Regions from separate parts of the Mus musculus genome. Here all the other regions are linked to region 4. A link is a loop called in an ENCODE intact Hi-C map of the cell type or tissue named here. Cell type or tissue: gastrocnemius. All regions are shown on one strand.

Region 1 (5,000 bases), 80 kb before region 4:
GCTGCATATGGGCACTGACCATGGGGTTCACCTTGAAAACAATCCTGACTTTGGAATGACCAAATCAACATCCCAAAGAGTTTGCCCTATAGTTATGAGATGGTCTTCCACGACATAGGCCCATCTAAGGCAGACAACGTGTCACCTTTGCCACTGAGGGCTCATGTTAGAACTACCATGGCAGAGCAAACCCTGGGCAATGGAGCCTCACATTTGACCCTCAGAGCCACCATTCACTTTTTCAAATACCCGTTTCTACCACATTCAATAACGGGCACGCCCACTTCCTTTTTCTCTTCTCCAGCTCCATTACCTGTTTTAGATTAGTGAAGTTCATGCCAGCAAGAAATAGCTGCCACTGCATAGTTCTGTAGTCTTCAAAATCCCGTCTGGGCTTTCATTTATGATTGGCTAACAAGTAACACCTGGATCCCACAAGGGACCACCAAGTGACCTGGGTACCTCAGTCATGTTAAAACATGTTTTCCTTTCCTCTTTGATGTATGCATATGATGCGCAATTTCATGTTTGAACTTGGAAAACTAAAACGATCCCCATAAAGCTTTAAGGGTAGAACCACACTCTTTGGGTTGACTGCTGTTTGGGTAACTTTCACTGTCAGTAAACATGCACCTGCCTAATTAGATGTGAGGCTTACATTTGAGGATAAAGTTGGGCTGAGCAAGCGTGAGAATTAAGTCTTCTATCTGAACCAGTGTGAGGTAGAGAATGTGGGGCGTGAATCGGGGCTCTCAGCCCTGTCGGAGACAAGCAATATTCCATCCACCTTCTTTCCTCCCTCAACACTTATACTACCATAACTAGTTAAGTCAGGATTTGGCTTCGGACACTGAATTTTGGGTATCTCAATAACTCTAGGCACTACCCTTCACCATAGTACACTAGAGGGTTGCTATTCTTCCATTGTACAATAATGCCTTTAATATGAAATGTTACATTATTTATAATTGGTATCATTAATGTATCTTTTTATAGCTGTAAGTACACGGAGGTAGTGTATTTAACCTTCTGTAATATACTGTACTTAGAAATGAAAATCTATATAATGTTAGATCTCACTTCTTTTAAGGTTTACCCCTGTGGTATGGTTTTTAAATCAATTGGATTGGGGATTTTGATCTTAAGTTCAGATTGTGTGTTCAGCAATGAAAAAATAAAGTTGGACACAGAGAAACATTGATTGTTTTTCATTGGAGGACTAACCCCATTTGAATTCTGTGGCAGGCCCTTCTCTTTCTGAGACTTCTGTGCGATGTGGCTTTTGATAAGACAATGGGAAAATGAAATCACACGCCTCCAGTCGGGCACGCACAGGGCTCTTCTTGATGGTAACGGCCATTTCTACAGTCTTGCATGGTGAAGAGCTCCGTGGCTCACAGGCAAAGTGTAAGGTGCCTTCTATGCTGCCTAAGTTCCTTTTAATCACAAGGCAACAATGGCAAGTGCAGAAAATGAGGATTTGGGGAAAAAAATCCTGTCCCCAAATAGTGGCCATGTGTCTACTTTTGTGACTTTGTCTATGATGATCTAAGGGTCTAGACTTGACTTAGCTGAAGTTCTTAAGGCTTCTAATTGCCAAGAGACATCAGTTACCCGGTTATGACCTGACATTGATGTTGCAGCAGAAACCTTGTGTAGGCCTGGAACGATCAAACTGTGAACTCAGCATTGCAAGACCAGGCCTCTGACACATGTGAAAACATCACCCCCTTAAAATATGGTGCTGGAGGTTGCACCAGAGCTTTCTCAGTAAGCCCCTCTGCTTGTGTTGCTATATTTATGAGCACTTCATATCTGATCCAAATGTGAGCATAGGATGATATTAAAATGACACCTCCTATTGTCTGATTAATTAGAGCACGCCTGCCTGAACAGAACCACTCTAGAGACATGTGTGAGTATGTGTGTATAAGTGTGTGCAGGTGCAATTATATGCATGCACTTGGACACATTCTCTCAAAGAAGACATTATGGGATGTTCTAGTTTCAGCTCTTGGTGGGTGCCTACTTTCTAATGCCTACTAGAATCCTTGTAGCCAACTGTGATTGTAGGTGGAGACCGGAAGAGGGTCTTTAAATTATTGTGTGTGTGTGTGGGGGGGGGAGACATCAAACAAAAGTGAGCATTTGGCTGAATAAAATCGAGTGTCAGAAGACAAAAGGAACAGTTAGCCTCCGCAGTGTCATGCTCATTCAGGGAGGTGGGTGGCTGATCTACCTCTGACCACTGTCTATCAGAGGACCCCTTTGTAGACAGGGTAATTCCAACCTCAGACTGAAAGTCAGGGTGGGATGTGAGCAAACCCAAGAAAAACATGGGTCTGCAGGAATGAAAAAGAAGTGAGAAGGAATTTTAGCTATTCTGTAATTGTCTCCTTTGCAAACTTGTGATTAAAACACACCTACTGGGTACAGTTGAATACTGTGATATGGCCATCTCAAAAAAAGCTCATATATGTGTCGAATATTCCAGACCTTTGTTTGCTCGTTTGTTTGTTTTAAATTGGGCACTTTTCTTAACCTATTTCTAAGATTGTTTAAAGTGGAAAATTTCTTGCCACTTAAGCATAGGCAACACAAGTCCTCTTAGTGTGTGTTGGTCCTGGCTCTAGACATGGACTTCCTTTTAGTAACGCTAGGTGGCAGTGATGTATGTATGCCCTGAAGGCGCCACCAAGCCAGGCTCATTCAAACTGCTGACGCCATGCCTTGCAAATTATTAGGGACTTTTCCATAGCAGTCATGTTGCTGGCCTTGCTAATTGGTCTGAGGACCTCGGTGGTGAGGACAGGATTGCAGAACCCCACCTACATTTTTGTAACAGTGTTCGATGGAGGAAAAGAAGAGCGAACGTAGAAGAGCTGCGAGGTTGTGGCCTTGCCAACTAGGGATACAAACTCCAACTCTAAACAAACACTTGAGGTGTTCCCAAAATATCTCAGGCGGCCCACGGCTTCTCAAATTCTGTGAGCTGCCAGTGAGGCGGTCTGTCAATGTTCTTTGCACTTGGTCTCAGGAATATTCATTCTTACCAGTAAGAAGCACTTCGGTCCAGTACTGATTTTCTACCAAGGATTATCTTTTCTCGGGGAAAACGAGCGGAATCCGAAGCTTGCCTGCTGAGTGTATAGCCGCGTTTGGTTATTAACTTCAGTGGAATCAACTGACAACATTCCACCTCATCGCCACAAGCAGCCAGTCAGGGTGGCATGCTCCTGTAATCCCAGCTACTCCGGAGTTCGAAAATCGAAAAATATTCATCAGCTAGTAATATCTTTGCAAACGTCCATAATTTAAGTTAGCGAACTCGTGTGGTGAAAAAGCGCAGTTTACAAAACATCAACTTTTAAAATGTAGTTTCTGCACCGCTCCATAAAGACCTGCACACACATTAATATTCTCGCTCTCTTAATATTTACAGTCACAGTATATGGCCAGCAAACAGGATAAAAATTAATCTGTTACTCGAGCAGGGTAGGAAAGGCACAACCTTGTCACTGTGCCTGTCCGCAGGGAAGGCAGCAAAGCATTCAAATTTGGAGAGGAGTCCACAAAGTTTCAAGACCCAAGCGTCTACCGAGGCACAAGAGCAGTGAGCTTGGTCACCGACATCTTGCAGCTAGGGAAACCGAGGCAGGCCATCCAGGGGAGGTCGGGGCGGCCGACCCTCTGGCACAGCCCTGCTTCCGCGCCACCCGCCCTCTCCGCCCGCCAGGCGGCCGCAGGATTGAGGAAGTGCGTCTGGCCCCCGGCGGCCAGAGCATTGCAGGGCAGAGTACGGTAGGACCGGCAGGCCCCGGCCCTCTGATGTCGCCGATCCGCGGCTTCCAGACCCTGCCGCCGCAGGTAAGTGCTGCTCCGACCCGCGCCCTGTCCGAGGACCCGAGCGAAGCCCGCACCTTAGATCCAAGCTTTGCCCGCACCACCCCGTCCCGCGCCCGGGTCCCCGCGTGCAGCCGCCGTCGCCTGCTTGTGCCCTGCGTCTCGCCTCGCCCCACAGCTCCTCTCCCCAGCTCAGCACCCCGTACCCCGGGCGACCGCGTGCTCCGGACCCCGGCCTGTGTCCGGGACCCGCAGGTCACAGCTCCGGTGGGCGTCTGGAACTCGGGCTGCCCGGGGTCTCTTCGCTGCCTCTCTGGGCTGCGCAGCGACCCTCGCCCCTTGAAGGGTTAAAGCGAGTGCAGAGCTAGAACCCGGGAGCTGGGGCAGCCGAAAACCAGCCTGGGATCGGAGCGGGGCGGGGGCGGGGAGCCGAGTTCAGAAACAAAAGTAGGAAACACTAGGGAGACTACAAAGTTCTTTTGCGTTTGGAAAAAAAAAAAAAAAAAAAAAAGCCTGACTTTTAACTTGGGAGTGGGGGTGGGGTCTAAGCGTGGGAGTTCGTGGGCGCGAGTGGCTGGAGGCAAAGGCCCAGCGAGGCTCTTCCCGCGCGTGCGGGACAGCCGGGTGGTGCTGGATGGTCTGGAGGTCTTCCCCTGCTCCACGCGTGGGGCATGTTTCTCACCCTGTGGTCCCATCACTTTGCCTATGGGCTCTGTTGCTTGGAGCCAGTGGCAGTCCTTAATGGATGAGAACAAGAATTCCTGGAGGGGCAGTAAGAAAGACAGCAATGGAGAGACTCTAGGGATGCTGACAGCCAGTTCAGTCTGGCTTTTAATAGTTTGAGGCCATTACGTTTTTCTCTTACATGATGCTCATCCCTGCAAAAACCGGAGCAGGATAGATAGGGTCTTAAAGGCAAATTCTCTTAGCAAATTCTCACCAAATAACCTATTTTTGATGAGTTGGTCACTCACACTCACATAGCAGCATCAAAGGACCTACGATTTGTACACTTTGAAAAACTTTAGCATTGAATTCTTTCTGTGATTTGGTTTTCATTGTCCTTGCTCATGTTCCAGAAGAATATAGCATACCAACACCTAATTTGTCCTTAGAGGGGCTTTTCTAGTCAGCCAAACGTTTCCTTCCCCCACACC
Region 2 (5,000 bases), 340 kb before region 4:
TCTGATACTAGCTTTATCTCTTTGGCTGTCTTTCTTTTTATATTACCTAGCATGGTATGGTTTTTTTTTGTTTTTTGTTTTTTGTTTTCTTTTTTTTTAAGCTGAAGCTAGGCATAATGTGAAGAGCAGCAAGAACTCAGATAAATAACACACACATACACACACACACACACACACACACACACGCACCCTTTTTTTTTTTTCTTCTATTTTGATCCTTTTGAGATGGCCTTGGCTCTCATCAGACTTGCAGCCAGTCTCTCTGCCTGTGCTTCCCTGGTGCTGGGATTATAGGTTTGAGCCACCATACCCTTGCCTCTAACAGCCTGCATGGAAGGCTTCCTCGTCTTCTGGCATGGGGCTGTGTTTTATGTGACTGCAGATGGCTGCCTGGGCCAAGTTCTCCTGTGTCTGTGTTTCTCCCCCTCCTTCAGCCTCCCCCTCATCCCCTTGACTCTTTTTCAGGTCTAACCCACCACTACTACATTGAAGGGCAGTTAGTATAGTTATAGGTGTGATGGGGCCCCACAACCCCATGATCTTCTAATTGACTTCCAGCCTTGTAAGTGGGCCTGTGTCCCAGGCTGGAATGGCCATCCGTGCTTTCTCCCTCAGGTAGCTTTCCCTCCAGTTCTGTAAGGTGAGCTAGGAAGGCTGAGAGGGCTGAACCTGAGATGTCCATTCTCTGTGAGAGTCTCTGCCTTTGGAGAGCAGCCTTAACTTCTAGAGAGGTTTGGGGTGCTGGTTGCACACACCTGCCTCTGTCATAGCCATCAGGGGCTTCATCGGCCTCACTTTGAGGACCTGGCAGAACTTCCTTTGACTGGCTCCTGATTTCCTGTCCATCCGCAGCCTCCAGTGTTTCTGTGTCTGGGCCCCGTGGCTTTTGCTCAGGTGAGCATGCCTCATGAGCATGCCTCAGTCATGGCACGCTGGCCTAATAATCATAATCTCCAGAGCTTTCAAAGAAGGTGCGCTGCCTGCAGCTTCAGTCTTTTTGCTTGCTCCAAGATCAGTCTTAGTTTTTAAAGTTGAGCAATTTTTCTTCCTTTTGCACTTGGGAGTGATGACGTCCAAGCTCTGTGAGAGTTAGAATGGATTGTCCATCTGGTGTTGCCTTTTTTTTTTTTTTTTTTTAAGTGTGAAAGCATCCTTGCTTTGGTTCTTTGAGCTGGTGAGTGCTTTGCACACTGGGATCAGCTGGTTCCTGTCTCTACATCATCACAGGTTCTCAGCGGTGCCCGTTATCAGAGATGCCATCAAACCCGCAGAATGGGGTGCTGCAGAGTACCACAAACAGCGTGCCTAGTAACTTCAAGCAAGCTCTTCAGCCCCCAGACTCACCCCTCAGAGCTTGGTGCCCTCCTTGAAAAACTGAGGGAGCTGAACCAAATTCTTGCCAACAGCTACTTTTAAAGGCAGTGGTTTTCTAGTACTAGAGAGGAAGGGAAGGACAGAAGGAAGGAGAGAACGGGGTAGGGGGAGAGAGAGAGCACACACCATAGAGCCCTGGGATTTGTTTGTTGTATTTTCCAGAGAATGGGCTTCTAGGAGGCTTCAGGGGGTGTAAGGTCCAGACGCTGTGCATAGCCACAGTTTTCACTAGGTGACCTTTGTGCTTCCAGGTTAGAGTGACAGTCTGGCTGGTGTGGCACTGGTAATCACTGTTTTCCTCGCTGCCAGGCAGCCTCAGTCATGGGTACTGCAGCCCATTTACAAATGCGTTGGACAAAGCGTAACCGTAACTGAGTCGAGTCTTGTCCCTTTGTGCACAGACCTTGTCAGCGCTCTGTGGGTGAAGACGGCCAAGTGGGGAAGTGGCAGGTCTGTCTGAGCTGGACCAGCAGCTTTTTCATGGAGAACCATTTCTCCTTGAAAGATTGACTGACAGCCAAACTGTACCATTTAATCATGGGCACTTAGCAGGCATTTTCTTAGAAACGAGCAAAGTTCACTTGTCACATCAAGGAAAATGACCACAGTATTGATGACCAGTCAGACTTGAGCTTTGAAAAGAGGGGTTTCAAAAACTTGTATTTACAATTGTGAGAGTCCTTCTATGTAATGGTTTTCTGAGATCACTGGAAATATTAAGAAAAGTGATTTCTTTTGCTATCATATGTTGAAATTGGCTAACAATTTGAAGGCATGCATAACCTAGTGTGCCATGTGTTCCTGATGACAAGTTTATGTTACTGTGTGCATGGGTAAAAGATCCACTAGAAGTTTAAGATACACCAATGGACTATAATCTAAACGTACAGAAAGTTCATCAATGTATTTCAGATTCTGTGCCACCGTTGGGACTGGGGAGACGGCTGAGCTGGTAGTGTTTGCCAAGCAAGCATGGAGACATCAGTTTGGATAAGCAGCACCCAGATAACATGCTGGCCATGGTAGCATGCTTTTGTAACCCCAGCAGCAGGCGAGTGAAGACAGGAGGATCCCTGGGGCTTCCGGGCCAGCTCCCAGCCAGTCGCTGACCTCCAGCTTTAGTGAGAGACCCTGCCTCAAAAAATAAGGTGAAGGAGCAGTTGAGGAAGACAGTATTTACTACTGGCCTCTGCACACACATGCACTTCATATGTATGCAACACACACACACACACACACACACACACACACACACACACACACACATCAAATTGAAAAAGAAAAAAGCTCCTTGTCTCATTTTACGACAGGTTCATAGAGGATCCAAGGTTAGCTGGAAAAGGCTGTTCTAAGTACTCCTTGCTTTCCTAGCAACATATTTGAGTGAAGCTAGCCTCGGGGCTAGCACACTGCATCAGGCTAGCACAGTGTGCCAGGCCGGCACAGTGCACCAGGCTAGCACACTGCATCAGGCTAGCACAGTGTGCCAGGCTAGCACTCGGAAGTTCAGAGCAGATGGAAGGCAGACATTTGCAGGAAAGGAGCAACAGCCCTCTCTTTGCAGCCACCTTGTTCTGAAAGTGACTCTGGTTTTTATTTGTTTTCATAAAAATTACGTCAGCTGATAAACTGATCATTGTTATTTTTAAGCAAGTCAAAATGTTTCTGAAATGTGTAGTTTTCTGAGTATGGTAACTATAGAGCAGTATAATCAGCAGAAGCAAAAGTTCTCTGAGAGTTTCCCACTGTAAAGGTACAGAGGCATCCATCCGCCAGCTAAGCAAGGCGACTGAGCACTGTGGAATTTCCACATTTTCAGTGCTAAAGATCAACGCCAGGGCAGTGGGCATACTCAGTAATTGGTCCACGGTTACCATCACTATGCCACATGCCAGCCCTACATTCAGGGGTTTTAAAGGTATCCTCTCAGCCTGGTGTTTGAGAATTTGAAGAATCGTTAATGTATTTTTGATTAAAAAATCTGGGTAAGTTGAAAGCTTGCCTCACACTTGCCTGCGTATGGCTTTGGCTCTGGAGAGACCCCTCCTTCCTGACTGACATTTATAAAATTGTGGCTTTGCTGACTCAGGATTAGTGATCCTATCAGTTGGGAATTTTAGTATGTTGGATCCTGAAGGCAGTTTTCAGAGACTAGTCATGCACAGAACATGTCAGACATGCCAGGTCCCCGAGTAAATGAACCACCCATCACCTTGCTGGCGTGGCCTTCTTCCAGTGGCCTGCTCCACGGCTGGTCTGGACGTCCGCGGGTTCACTGAGACATTGACTGGGGCAGTTGCCTGTGTCTCAGAAGCATCGTGCAAAACCTAGAGTCACTGTCAGCACACCTTCAGTGCTGTGTAAAAGGCAGGCCCGGGGGATTTGGATTTGTGTGTTTTAAGGAATTAAATAGCTCATAATGCTGAAAGGGAAAGCTGAAGAGGCTGGGAATTGAGTTGTGTAAACTGTTTCACAGGAGACTTACTCTGTCAAGTGCTTAGGATAGTTGCTTGCTGGAACATTAATCACAGATGTTTAAAAATATTGTTTTATAAATATCGAAGTAACCAGAAATATTTTTTTGTTTAGATTTCAGTAGTAGTCAAGTACTATGTTATTAAAACACACACACAAAGTACTATGTTTACAGAAATAAGACTTGAGACTAAAAGTAAAAATGAAGAAAAAAAGAGAAAAAACCCTTTGAGGCCTGGGGGCCAGGGGAGACTTGGTTTTGAAGCTCTGTAGTAGAGTAAGTGCTTAGTGTGCAAGGGGCCCTGGGTTCAATCCCTGGCACCACCAACACAGACACACACACACCTCACGTCATACATACACATGCACACACACACACACACCTTTTAAAAATGCAGGCTAACAAAAGGCATGGCCTCTCAGTGTTTTAAAATTTAAGGACGTCAAACAGGCTGTGGCTTTCTGAGCTAAATTCAGCCCAGAGTAGTATGCCGTGGCTTCACCACACACACAGCCTAGATGACAACCGTCCTGACCTACTATGCTCATTCCTAGTGCTTCTGTTGTTATTTTATGGGATGACCTATTATAAGTATACTCTCTATGTGGAGAATTCATGTGACTCGTTTTAACTAAGGGTCTTTACATTTTTTTTTTCCCTAGTGAATTGGAAACTTTTGCCAGATCATCTACTTTAGAGCCTTACAGGAGTTTCTACTGTTAACATATTAAAAATGAACACTGTGGTCATTTAGATAACACCACATCTTAGGTTCTTTGACACAGAGACCATCCTTTTAAATAAATCCCTCTCTTCTCACTAACCTGAAAGGCTCTTCTTCCATACCTTCTTGAGGTGTTTATAAATCCCTACTGTCAGGGTTGGTACCTATAGATGCCTTGACATTTGAGAGAAAACCACGGATCACTTTTGCCTGACTCTGTTACTTCTCAGTCACTGTGATAAAACACCATGACAAGGCATGTCTAGAAGAAAGGATGAGAGGCTGAAGGGCAGAGCAAAGGCGTGGCAGCAGGAACAGGAAGCAGCAGCCACAAGCACCAGGCAGCGTGAACTAGCAAAAGGAATGGCTTTAAACTCCCAAAGCCCACCTCCAGTGACATACTTCCTCCAGCAAGGCCACACCTCC
Region 3 (5,000 bases), 350 kb before region 4:
AAAATCCTAAATAAATAGAGAATTCTTCATGTTCCTTACATGGGAAAATTAGTATTATTTAGATAATTTGGGGGACTTTGCCATCAGTAAAGTCGGTGGAATTAGAACAGTAAAAATTAGGTCAGGCTTGTATGAAGAAACTAACAATGTACTTTGAAAATGTATTAGCTGAGATAAGTTTTAGAAAGGTTGGAGGACTTAACAGTACCTGATACCAAACACGCTATAAAGCTAAAAGAGTTAAACCCGACTGGAATTTGCATATGTCAACACTCTTGTCTTGTTTAATTGCATCTTTTTCTGTGTGTATGCTGGATAGGACTGGACTAAGGGCCGTGCGGATGCTGGATAAGCCTGCTGCCACTGAGCATCCTGGAGCGTGATTGACATAGGGTTTGATGTGTGACTTATTCTACCCTTTAACCTGTTCCCAGGATGGTCTCAAACTCACTGTGCTGCTGCCCCCACCTTTGATTTTGTGCTACTCTACCCAACCGAACTATTTTTAGATAAACGGAATAGTTCAGAAATAAACTACACAGATGATAAAATGAATTTCAGCAAAGGCAGAATAAATCATTGAGAAAAAATATTTCTTTGTGTTTGTATAAGTAGAGGGGATAGTGTGTGTGTGTGTGTGTGTGTGTGTAGGTGTACATGTGATCAGAATACACCTTAGTTCCTTAGGTGTCCGTGTTCTTCTTTCTCAGTGACATCCAGGCTAGAGCTCATGTTGTCGGGTTCTCTTGGCAAAGCACCTTTACCTGCCCCCCCCCCCATTTTGTAAAGAAAGCATTTTTAACAAATGGTGCCAAAACAAGTAGATAGCCACATGGCAAATGATGAACCTTGATCTTACTTTATACCATACATAAATGTTAACTAGCAGTAGATCATTGACCTACATAAGGGTTTAAAGTGCAAAATACCTAGAGGAACAGGAAACATGGCATGTTGTGTTGGGCAGAGTTTTCTTCAGCAGAGCAGTAGTTTAGGGAATGCTTTAAAGAGAGAGCCGAGTGTAGGTCAGTGGTAGGTGCTTGTCTATGTTCAGCCTTCAGCATTGCAAAAACCAATCCGTGAGTAAGCATACTCTGTTTGGCCCATATGCAGAATATGCAAAGAGCCTCTATAACTCCATAATAGGACATCCCAACGGAATTGAGTGAACACCAACAGATAATCCATAAGAAAGCATACAGGGAAGCCAGCTCTCTAGGTTCCTGTAATTGTGAATTAACAGGACAGAAATCATCACTTAGCCTTTTAATGGGCAAATTTAAAAGTGGTTCTGATGCTGTGGAGCATCACTGGCAAGGACAGAAGGCAGGGTTCTAGAAGGCACACACACACACACACACACACACACACACACACACACACATACACACTGACCGCAGGCTGCACAGTAAGCTTCTCACACCATTAAACTCTTAACATCAGAGTCTGCAGTCCTCCTCCGTTACAAAGAGAAACAGAAACAGACATGTATGTGATAGCATCGCTCCCAGAGCCTCCCATTGCAGATAAGCCAGTCCTGCTCAGAAGCACCTGCGAAGTGACGTTAGTCAGCCAGCTTCTGCAGCTGACCCCTTCCTAGTGAAAGCCTGCGAAAGCCAAGCTGTGCCCTCCATCTGCTTGGTTCCGAGAATCTAGGTAGAATGTTGGTTGTGAAAGGCAGGAGGGACTTTGGGTGAACAAACCTGTTGTGGATGTTGAGTGCTTTTAGTTAATGCGACTGTGAATTCTTGGAGCTTATGTGTACTTGATAAACAAATCACACTTCCACTTGATAAAGCCTTTAGTAAACAGACCTCACACGGCACAGTGATGTGTCTTTGTTGTTTCCATATGTTATGCTACTGTTTGTTTTAACTGGGTCTCACTGGTGGGTAGATAGCTATCTAGTAAGGAAGCAGAGAAGCTCAGTGGGGTTGTTACTTTAGGCAGAGCACTCAGAAATCTCACTGATACAGAGAAACAGCAGAGACCTATGAAGAAGCTTAAGGAAATCCAGTCAGGTGGTTTTTGCTGTGTGTTACACATTTCTCACTAAGACAGTGTCCTGCAGTTTTTATTGGAGCTGCAAGTGAGCTCTTACCACATCCCACTGACTAATTTGTGCCCTCACAGGCCCTGTTTCATGTCATCACCTTTTCCTGGGGACAATGGCTATAGTTTTTATGCATTATTATCTTCTAGTTCTTGCTTCTGTCCTTTGCTTGCAGGAAGCGGTTGGTTAGTTTATTTGAATGAGTTGTGCTGAGATGAGTTAGGCCACTGCTCTGTGTTAATCTGTGTTTTCTTAGTTCAGTGTAGCACTAGAATGTAAGCGGAGCCTTACCTAGGCATACAGTGAGAACCAGACACGCAGGTGTAACTTCCTGACCGTATTGTAGCTTGACTTGTCAACTAGCATGGCTGTAGGGTGTGGTTAAGAGAACTGCACCTTCAAAGGTCGGAGGAGCGGAGCGAAGGGTTCCCAAGATCCACTAAAGGATCAAGAGGGATTATCTGGAAATAAGTGGCCAGGTATAAAGACACCTTTTGTCATTTTGTGGTAGTGTGTGTGTGTGTGTGTGTGTGTGTGTGTGTGTGTGTGTGAGAAAGAGAGAGAGAGAGAGAGAGAGAGAGAGAGAAAGTGAGTGTGTGAGAGGGGGGAGGAGAGAGAGAAAATGAATGAATGAACGAACGAACGAGCATGGATTTATGTTTATACATGTAGTCCCTGCTAAGACCAGAAGAGGGCATAGGTTCCCCTGAAGCTGAAGAAACAGGTGGTTATGAGCTGCCTGATACCTGTGTCGGGAACTGAATCCAGGTTCTCTGAAAGAGCAGCAAGAGTTTCAGCCACTGAGCCATCTCTCCAGCCATCACTTAATCTAATTTTAAATCAGTTTGGTCTGAGAGCTCAGTCACCCGTAGCGAAAGATGAATGAGTAGTGCATGATCAGACTCTTCCAGTAGGTGGCAGCAGAGTGCTTTACATCAGCTTTCTGGCTTGCCTGTTACATCGTCCTAGATACTGAATATTCTTTTAGTTAAGGCCATTGCCGAGGCCTTCTTTTTTGTTGTTGGTGGTTTTATTGTTGTTGTTATCTGTCACATTATGTCAAATATTGCAAGGAGTTAAAGTAATAGTTTACTTTTTACAGGTTCTATTTGCTAACAACTCTTTAACTGCAGTTTTCACCCGCTACGGTATTATTAATATTTCAACATACCATTTTCTGCCTCGCAGTCTCTTGTAAGAGACTCCAGCTGTTGTAGTCTGGAACTAAATAAGATCTTATTAAACAGTACATAAGTATTTAATCACATAGATTTGGAGGCATTTTGTGCCTGTGAAGAACATTTTTTTTTTTTTTTTTTTTTGTACATAACAGCTGAGTTATGTAGGAGCATTGTCATGCTTGTCACTAGGCCCACCTGGGCGCTCTTCCTCGGCTGGTTTACTTGCTGCCAGGAAGTCGGGTCCACCATGTAGGGGAGGTCATTCTTGTCTCTGTCCCAGGGACACAGGGACGCCAGTGAGATGTGAGCCACAGCTTGCTGACCTTTGGCGCCACAGGAAGGGCAGCGTAGGTGGCGAAGGTCTGTAGCTCAGAGAGCCGCTGGGTAGATGATCCCTGGGAGGTTTCCTTCCCAGGGATCTGTGGTTTAGGAGTCTTTACAACAGTCGTTTGAAAAGCAGTATTTATACAGTGCTGAGGTTTCTCCCGTCTTTGCAACTAAAGCACTTGCTGATACGCTCACAGGACCGTCTGTAGCTGAACTCGAGGTCCTGTCTCAGTCCTGTGCACAGACTGTATCATGCTGTGCCATTCAGCACAGGTCTCACCTGCTTCTTTCATGGAACATAGCAGCAGCACCTTGGTTCTTTGCCTCCCCCTCCACACACACACACACACACACACACACCCTACTAAATTTTAAAACAAGTCTGGCTGACTGTAGGATGCTGTAATTCAGAGCAGCAGTGTTGCTGTGCATGCTTCTCTTTAGGCCAAGAAGTAGCACAAGGAAAAAACACAAAAATAGCTGGAGACAGGGGAGAAGTGTGATTCAGGCTGCGATCGGAGGCTGAAAGTCTCAGGTTGACCAGCAGGAGGGGCGAGGTGCTGCGGGTCTGCTGGCAGGGCCTATCTTTAAACAGTGTTGCTCTTCCCCCTCCTCCTCCCGTTGACTTGGGCTTGATAGCTTGCTACTAGAATGTGCTTTCCACTGAGACACTTAATACTGTGTTAAGCCTGGGCAAGTCCTCAGCATCATCCATCGCATTGAACCCTTCACAGTCCAGGATAACCGGCTGGTCCCTGATAACTCTGCCCTGATAGACTTGCTCTGTCTCAGCAGCCACTGACCTTTTCATTCTGGTTTAACCCTAGCTGATCCCACGGTTAAGGATTTAATCGGAGGCTTCACTGCTCTGCATTACGCTGCCATGCACGGCCGGGCCCGGATTGCACGCCTGATGTTAGAGTCTGAGTACAGGAGTGACATTATTAATGCAAAAAGCAATGATGGCTGGACTCCCCTCCATGTGGCTGCCCACTACGGTAGGGACTCATTTGTCCGGCTCCTCCTGGAGTTCAAGGCTGAAGTTGACCCGCTCAGTGATAAAGGTACAACGCCACTTCAGCTTGCCATCATCCGAGAGCGGTCAAGCTGTGTGAAGATCCTTCTGGACCACAACGCCAACATCGACATCCAGAACGGATTCCTGCTGCGCTATGCTGTGATCAAAAGCAATCACTCTTACTGCCGCATGTTTCTTCAGAGAGGAGCAGACACAAACTTAGGGCGTCTAGAAGACGGACAGACTCCTTTGCACTTGTCTGCCCTCCGTGATGACGTGCTCTGCGCACGGATGCTGTATAACTATGGAGCGGACACGAACACAAGGAACTATGAAGGTCAGACTCCACTGGCCGTTTCCATAAGTATTTCAGGAAGTAGTCGGCCGTGTTTGGATTTCTTACAAGACGTCACAAGTATGT
Region 4 (5,000 bases):
GGAAGAGAGCCAATCCCTTCACATTGTCCTCTGACCTCCATGGGTGCTGTGGTGTGGCATGCTCATACAGATATACACAAACACACACGGAGTAAATAAAATATAGTGAAAATTAACACACAGAGTAAATAAAATATAGTGAAAATTAATACACAGAGTAAATAAAATATAGTGAAAATTATTTGGGGGTGGGGGAAGGTGACACCTTTGTGGCCAGTAGCTTCTAGAATATGCAAGGCAGATAATGCATCTGTATTGCAGCCTCCACCCCCAGATCAGAAGGGCTTTCTCTATAAGACTCTTTGCCTATGGCCCAACATACATGCACAACCCTTTTTTGTTCTTTATAAAAAAAAACTTTTAATCTTATTGTTACTAATGTGTGTCTGTCTATTGTCTGTACAAAGGTGTGTATGTGATGGAGTGTGTATAGAATGTTTGTGTGATGTATGTATGGAGATCTGAAGATAACTTTGGGGGATCAGTAGAAGGAGCCATTTGATTCCTGGATGAGAACTGTAAAAAGGAGAGGAGAGCTTGTGTCCCAATATGACCGGAATACTTCCTGCTGAGAGGCCTGGCCGTTGTCTTTTTCCACCTTAACTTGGGTTCTGGGACTCAAACTCAGGTCCCCAGACTTGCAGGGCAAACCCCATTTCCTCACTGAGCCTCTCCCCAGCTTCCCACTTAACCCCTGAACACTGTAAGTTCCAACCATCACCTTGGAAAACAGCTTTCTAAGCCTTCCCTTGCTGCCTCTGGGGCGGATGGTGCTGCCTGTGTGCTTTCTCCCATTTGGCCGGCGTCTGAAAGGCTTGGAGACAAACACCAGGACATTTTCCATCTGTGTTGGGCCTGTTCAGTTCGTGAGACCTGATGGCTGGGCTGTTCAGCACTCAGTGCCAGCTGCCTTTGATCTTTCGGTTCAGCCCTCTGGGACAGGGTTATGCAATGGCTGGCTGTGCTCCCTCGGAGCTTGGTTTGTGGTAATTTTGCCCAGACTAACACAAACAAGCAGTGAGCGCTGTAGGCTTGCTGAACCTGTTTCTGTCAAGTGTGTGGATATCGTTGTCATTTGATGTTTTTTGTCTACTCTCGGTGGCACCCTGTAAATACTTAAGTACTCTGGGTGCCCGTGCACCGAAAATAATAAAACGCATCAGTCCAAATTCCCAATGTATGCCAAGACCAGGTGGAAAGCTTCCGTGTTCATCTACAGTCTGCCCCATCTTTCCCAGCATGCATCGTGCCGCATGCTCGTCTGTCGTCCTATCTTCAGACTTTGACCGCTTCTCTCTGGGCTTGAGTTGATCAGATTTCAGTTGTAAAGAAACGTGTGGCAGTGAGCCCTAGAAAGAGCGTTAAGAACTGGCAGTGCAGATTGCATTCCTCTGTCCTTAGGGTCTAGTGAGGTTAGTGGTACACACCACACTCTTGGTGTGGCTGGTTTCCTTCTACCAGAATGACCCCTGTGAAGGAAGCCTCTGCACCAGCCCCTGCTACCAACCCCTGCCCTGCTTGAGTTCCTGTCCCGACTTCCTTAGATGAACAGGGATGTGAAAGTGAAGGCCAAATAAACCCTTTCTCCCAAGTTGCTTCGGCCCTGGTGTTTCGTCACAGCAATAGAAACCCTTACTAGGACGCATGTCATGATACAACATTCGGAAATGGTTCAGTAAAGAGTGAAGAATTTTGGTTTTATTTTCGAATGTTTTAGTGTGTGTGTGGAGGAGTGCATATGATGAACACAGGTGCCCTCGGAGCCAGAAGCATAGGATTCCCTCAACGCTAGAGTTACAGGCAACTGTGAGCCACCCAACAGCAGGAAGGACTAGGGGTCACACTCAGCAAGTGCTTAACCAGAGAGCCATCTCCCCAGCCAGCCCCAAGAGGGTGTGTTTTTGTGTGTAGAAAGGTGCTGGGAGACATCCCTGGTGATGCTGCTTTGACAGCAGGTAACTCTAGGTCTGTGGGGTCCATTAGGTCCTAGTTCAACTCTTGGCAAACTTTAGATTTTTCTGGACTTAAGTGTTTAGAGTAAGTGGGAAACGTCAGTCATTAGAAAGGAAAAAAGCCGCCAGGGAAATTGAGTGACTTATCTAACACAATTGCCAGAGGCTAGGACTCCTCTCTCTGGATCTTAGTTGTTCATCCTTCTTCATCTACACAAATGAAGAGGGAGATAAAGACTGGAGGAGAACTTTCTGTTGGAAGGGCGGTAAGGCACAGGATTTGGCTAAGGGAGCACAGCACCACCTTGTGGCCAGATATGATCACAGCCGCTGCCAATTGCCAAGGCCAGCTTAACCAAGATTGCTGGTAGCTTTCTCACAGTTCCTGTGGTTCTTACACGTTCCCATTTGTGAAACATTCATTTTTGTCTATATTCTGGCCCTGTAATTTTCTGTTATGAATTTTCTTTGGATATACAAGCCAAAAGAAACAGATTTCTTCTCCCCAGAAACCCAGTTGAGTCTCAGATTCTTTGATATCCCTGAAGAAAACCTTAGTCTTATGTATTAAACCAGGACCCATTTGCTGCCTGGCAATAGCAGATCACTGGGATTTCTGACTTCCTCTTGTGGAAAAAAAATAAGGAACATGTTCTGGGTGTGCCACAGCAAGAAGGTTGGGCTGTGGTTTGCATGTGGCAGAGACTCAGGGCACAGAGGAGTTGATAAGTCTCAGAACAAAACCAAGGGAAGGTTTTACTGTGTCTTCAATGGAGGTTATTGTTCATGGAAATTGGAGACATCGCTGGAAGTAAGAATTCCTGTATATCTCTGTAGGGGCCATAATACTTAGCTTTCTCAGGTTGACCTGAACTGAAAGCAGGGCCAAAAGTTAGGGAAGCTGTCTGTTACTAATATAGTCCTGGGCTGACTGTTACAGAGGAAATTGGTGAGCTCATTAGGTTGTTACGGAGATAACAATGTTTATCTTGCTTCCTGGGCTATTTGCTAAGGGGCATGGTTTCCTTGCTGTGAGGTGTGGACCAGAGTTCTGGATTTCCGATTGGTGGTGTCCAAAGTGTGGCCTGGCACAGCGCCAGGTGGCTGAAGACAGTGGCTGCCCAGATCACACAAAGTGACTCAAGAACAGAGATCTCAGAGCCACATTTAGGACTCGGCCTTCTCCCTGCCTGAGAAGAGGATAGCCAAGCCTCGGGGGGGGGGGGGGGCTCCTTTGGACCCAAAAGCCATTGCTGCTTCCCTGCACCCCAGTGTGCGGCTCCTAAGGGTTGGCTCTGAGCCCATGGATACCCTCTGGGGGTGACGAGGAGCCATGAGCAGACGATTTGTACAGAGTACACTCGCTACTTCCTGGTGCCAGCTACCATGGTGGAAGCTGGGAAGGCAAGGTAGACATGGCCCCAGTTTCTCAGGATAGGGATCCAGCTGGAGTGGGTACACAGCCTCACTTGAGCCTTTACTCCAGGCCCACCTTGGGCTTAGACTCACCAAATTTAGGTGCTGTTCCTTGCTATCCAACCCCAGGCACTTCGTGTGAAATGGTCCCATCTGAAGTTGCCCTGGGTGGACCTGGACTGGCTCCTAGACATCTCCTGCCAGATCACAGAGCTTGACCTGTCTGCCAACTGCCTGCCTTCGCTCCCTTCCATCATCCCTTGGGGACTCATCAATCTAAAGAAGCTGAATCTCTCAAACAACCAGCTGGGGGAGCTGCCCTGCGTGCAGTCCTCCGACGAAATCATCTGCTCCAGGTGGGCCCAGGGGCGTGGTCAAGGCCCTCTGTGCCCACCCGTCACAGTCACCTTCCCGTCAGAGGGTCCTGGGTTGAATTTTATGTTTTGGAAAACTAGCTATTAGCAGTAGTAAAAGGACTGCTCGCTCACAAGAGCACAGCCATCAAGATCTCTGACCCCTTAGGAGCCAGAGAAGTCTGAACAGATGGTCTAGGCTAAGATCATGCATAGCCGCATGAGGCTGTTTGTTCAAAGTACCCGACTGGTCCTGCTCAGAATCAGAGGGCAGTGGCTAGAGGCTTCCTGGGCTGGTAGAAGGGTTTACCCCACCAGAAATGGCTGGGCGGGCCTGAGGAAAGGATCAATACGGGAATGTGGCAGCACATGGACACTGGTGCTGCCTGTCTTTCCTAGAGCCCTGAGCCCTGAGGTGGCCCAGGAAGGGAAGGACATCTATCAATTACTTTTCTCATTGTTGTGACTAAATACCCTGATGACTTAAAGAAGGAAGGGTTTATTCTGACTCACAGTTTGAAGGAGCCATTTTAATGTGGTGGGAAAGGCATGACTGAAGGCTCAGAAGGGAGCTGGTCATACTACATCTGTAGTTGGGAAGCAGAGAGAGATGGCTGCTTCTTGGTACTCAGCCTAGGACCCCCAACCCATGGGATGGTGTCACACATGTTCAGTGCCTTCCTGTCTCAATTCACCCGATCTGAATGGTCCCTCACAGACATGCCCAGAAGGGTTTGACAATCATGACGGACCATCAGAGGTCTGTACTTAGATTTTAGGATTGGTAGCCACCAGACTTCATTGCAGAAAGGACTTGAGCTGATTGCCACAGCTAAGGCTGAGGCTGGCAAGATTACCCAGTGGGTAGAGGTGCTTGCTGTCAAGTCTGGTGGCCTGGAACCTACATACTGGCAAGGAAAAACTGACTCCTGAAAGTTGTGCTCTGACCTCCAAGGGGGTGCCAGGGCACACTGGTGTAAGTTTTAAAAGAAACTGGAGATTTAAATGTTGTAAGAGGCAAGAATGTTGGTAAGAGCTTGAGGTTAGTCCTTGAATCTCATAAATGAGTTTTACAAACTGATAAATGTAAAGAGCATGGGCCATCTGCATTAGGTTCCTTAGCCTGGGTCAAATGAACAGATTTGCAAGCCCTTAAAGGTTGCATTCCTGATGCAGAGCCTCTGGGTACTGCTTGCTTTTGTTCGGGCAAAGATGTTAATTCCAGGATGTTCAGAAGACCACCCGAAAGAACCCACCAAAGTCAGATTCCATTGTGGTA

The links. A loop is a pair of places that touch in the nucleus more often than their neighbours do. Peaks named below come from ENCODE experiments on the same cell type or tissue, not always from the same donor. Only the 100,000 strongest peaks of a DNase experiment are listed, where the experiment ranks them.
Region 1: it touches region 4 in a loop (11-fold over the local background); 29 of 42 quality-filtered maps call a loop at or near these places.
Region 2: a loop joins it to region 4, with 2.6 times the contacts of the local background. A loop is called at or near these places in 37 of 42 quality-filtered maps.
Region 3: it touches region 4 in a loop (5-fold over the local background); 37 of 42 quality-filtered maps call a loop at or near these places.

The regions. Positions count from the first base shown.
Region 1 is chr7:66,387,087-66,392,086 of GRCm38, reverse strand. Lrrk1 (leucine-rich repeat kinase 1) reads left to right here and starts at 3,746. Exons shown (of 34, transcript NM_146191.3): 1 at 3,746-3,867. It overlaps Aldh1a3 (aldehyde dehydrogenase family 1, subfamily A3), which reads left to right. Exons shown (of 13, transcript NM_053080.3): 13 at 1-1,195. In gastrocnemius, CTCF peaks have their summits at 2,658 and 3,725; DNase peaks (open chromatin) are centred at 2,691, 3,782 and 3,909; H3K4me3 peaks cover 2,378 bases; H3K27ac peaks cover 2,230 bases.
Region 2 is chr7:66,652,311-66,657,310 of GRCm38, reverse strand. All of the region lies in intron 5 of Asb7 (ankyrin repeat and SOCS box-containing 7), which reads left to right. Among named protein-coding and RNA genes, the nearest start is that of Asb7, 35 kb to the left of the region's middle. In gastrocnemius, no CTCF peak of the experiment used is centred here; no DNase peak of the experiment used is centred here.
Region 3 is chr7:66,659,644-66,664,643 of GRCm38, reverse strand. Asb7 (ankyrin repeat and SOCS box-containing 7) reads left to right here. Exons shown (of 6, transcript NM_080443.2): 5 at 4,389-4,994. Among named protein-coding and RNA genes, the nearest start is that of Asb7, 27 kb to the left of the region's middle. In gastrocnemius, CTCF peaks have their summits at 2,724 (motif pointing right) and 2,940 (motif pointing right); a DNase peak (open chromatin) is centred at 2,962; H3K4me3 peaks cover 295 bases.
Region 4 is chr7:66,307,385-66,312,384 of GRCm38, reverse strand. It overlaps Lrrk1 (leucine-rich repeat kinase 1), which reads left to right. Exons shown (of 34, transcript NM_146191.3): 7 at 3,498-3,724. Among named protein-coding and RNA genes, the nearest start is that of Gm45989, 28 kb to the right of the region's middle. In gastrocnemius, a CTCF peak has its summit at 2,284 (motif pointing left); DNase peaks (open chromatin) are centred at 2,264 and 3,073; H3K4me3 peaks cover 516 bases; H3K27ac peaks cover 3,630 bases.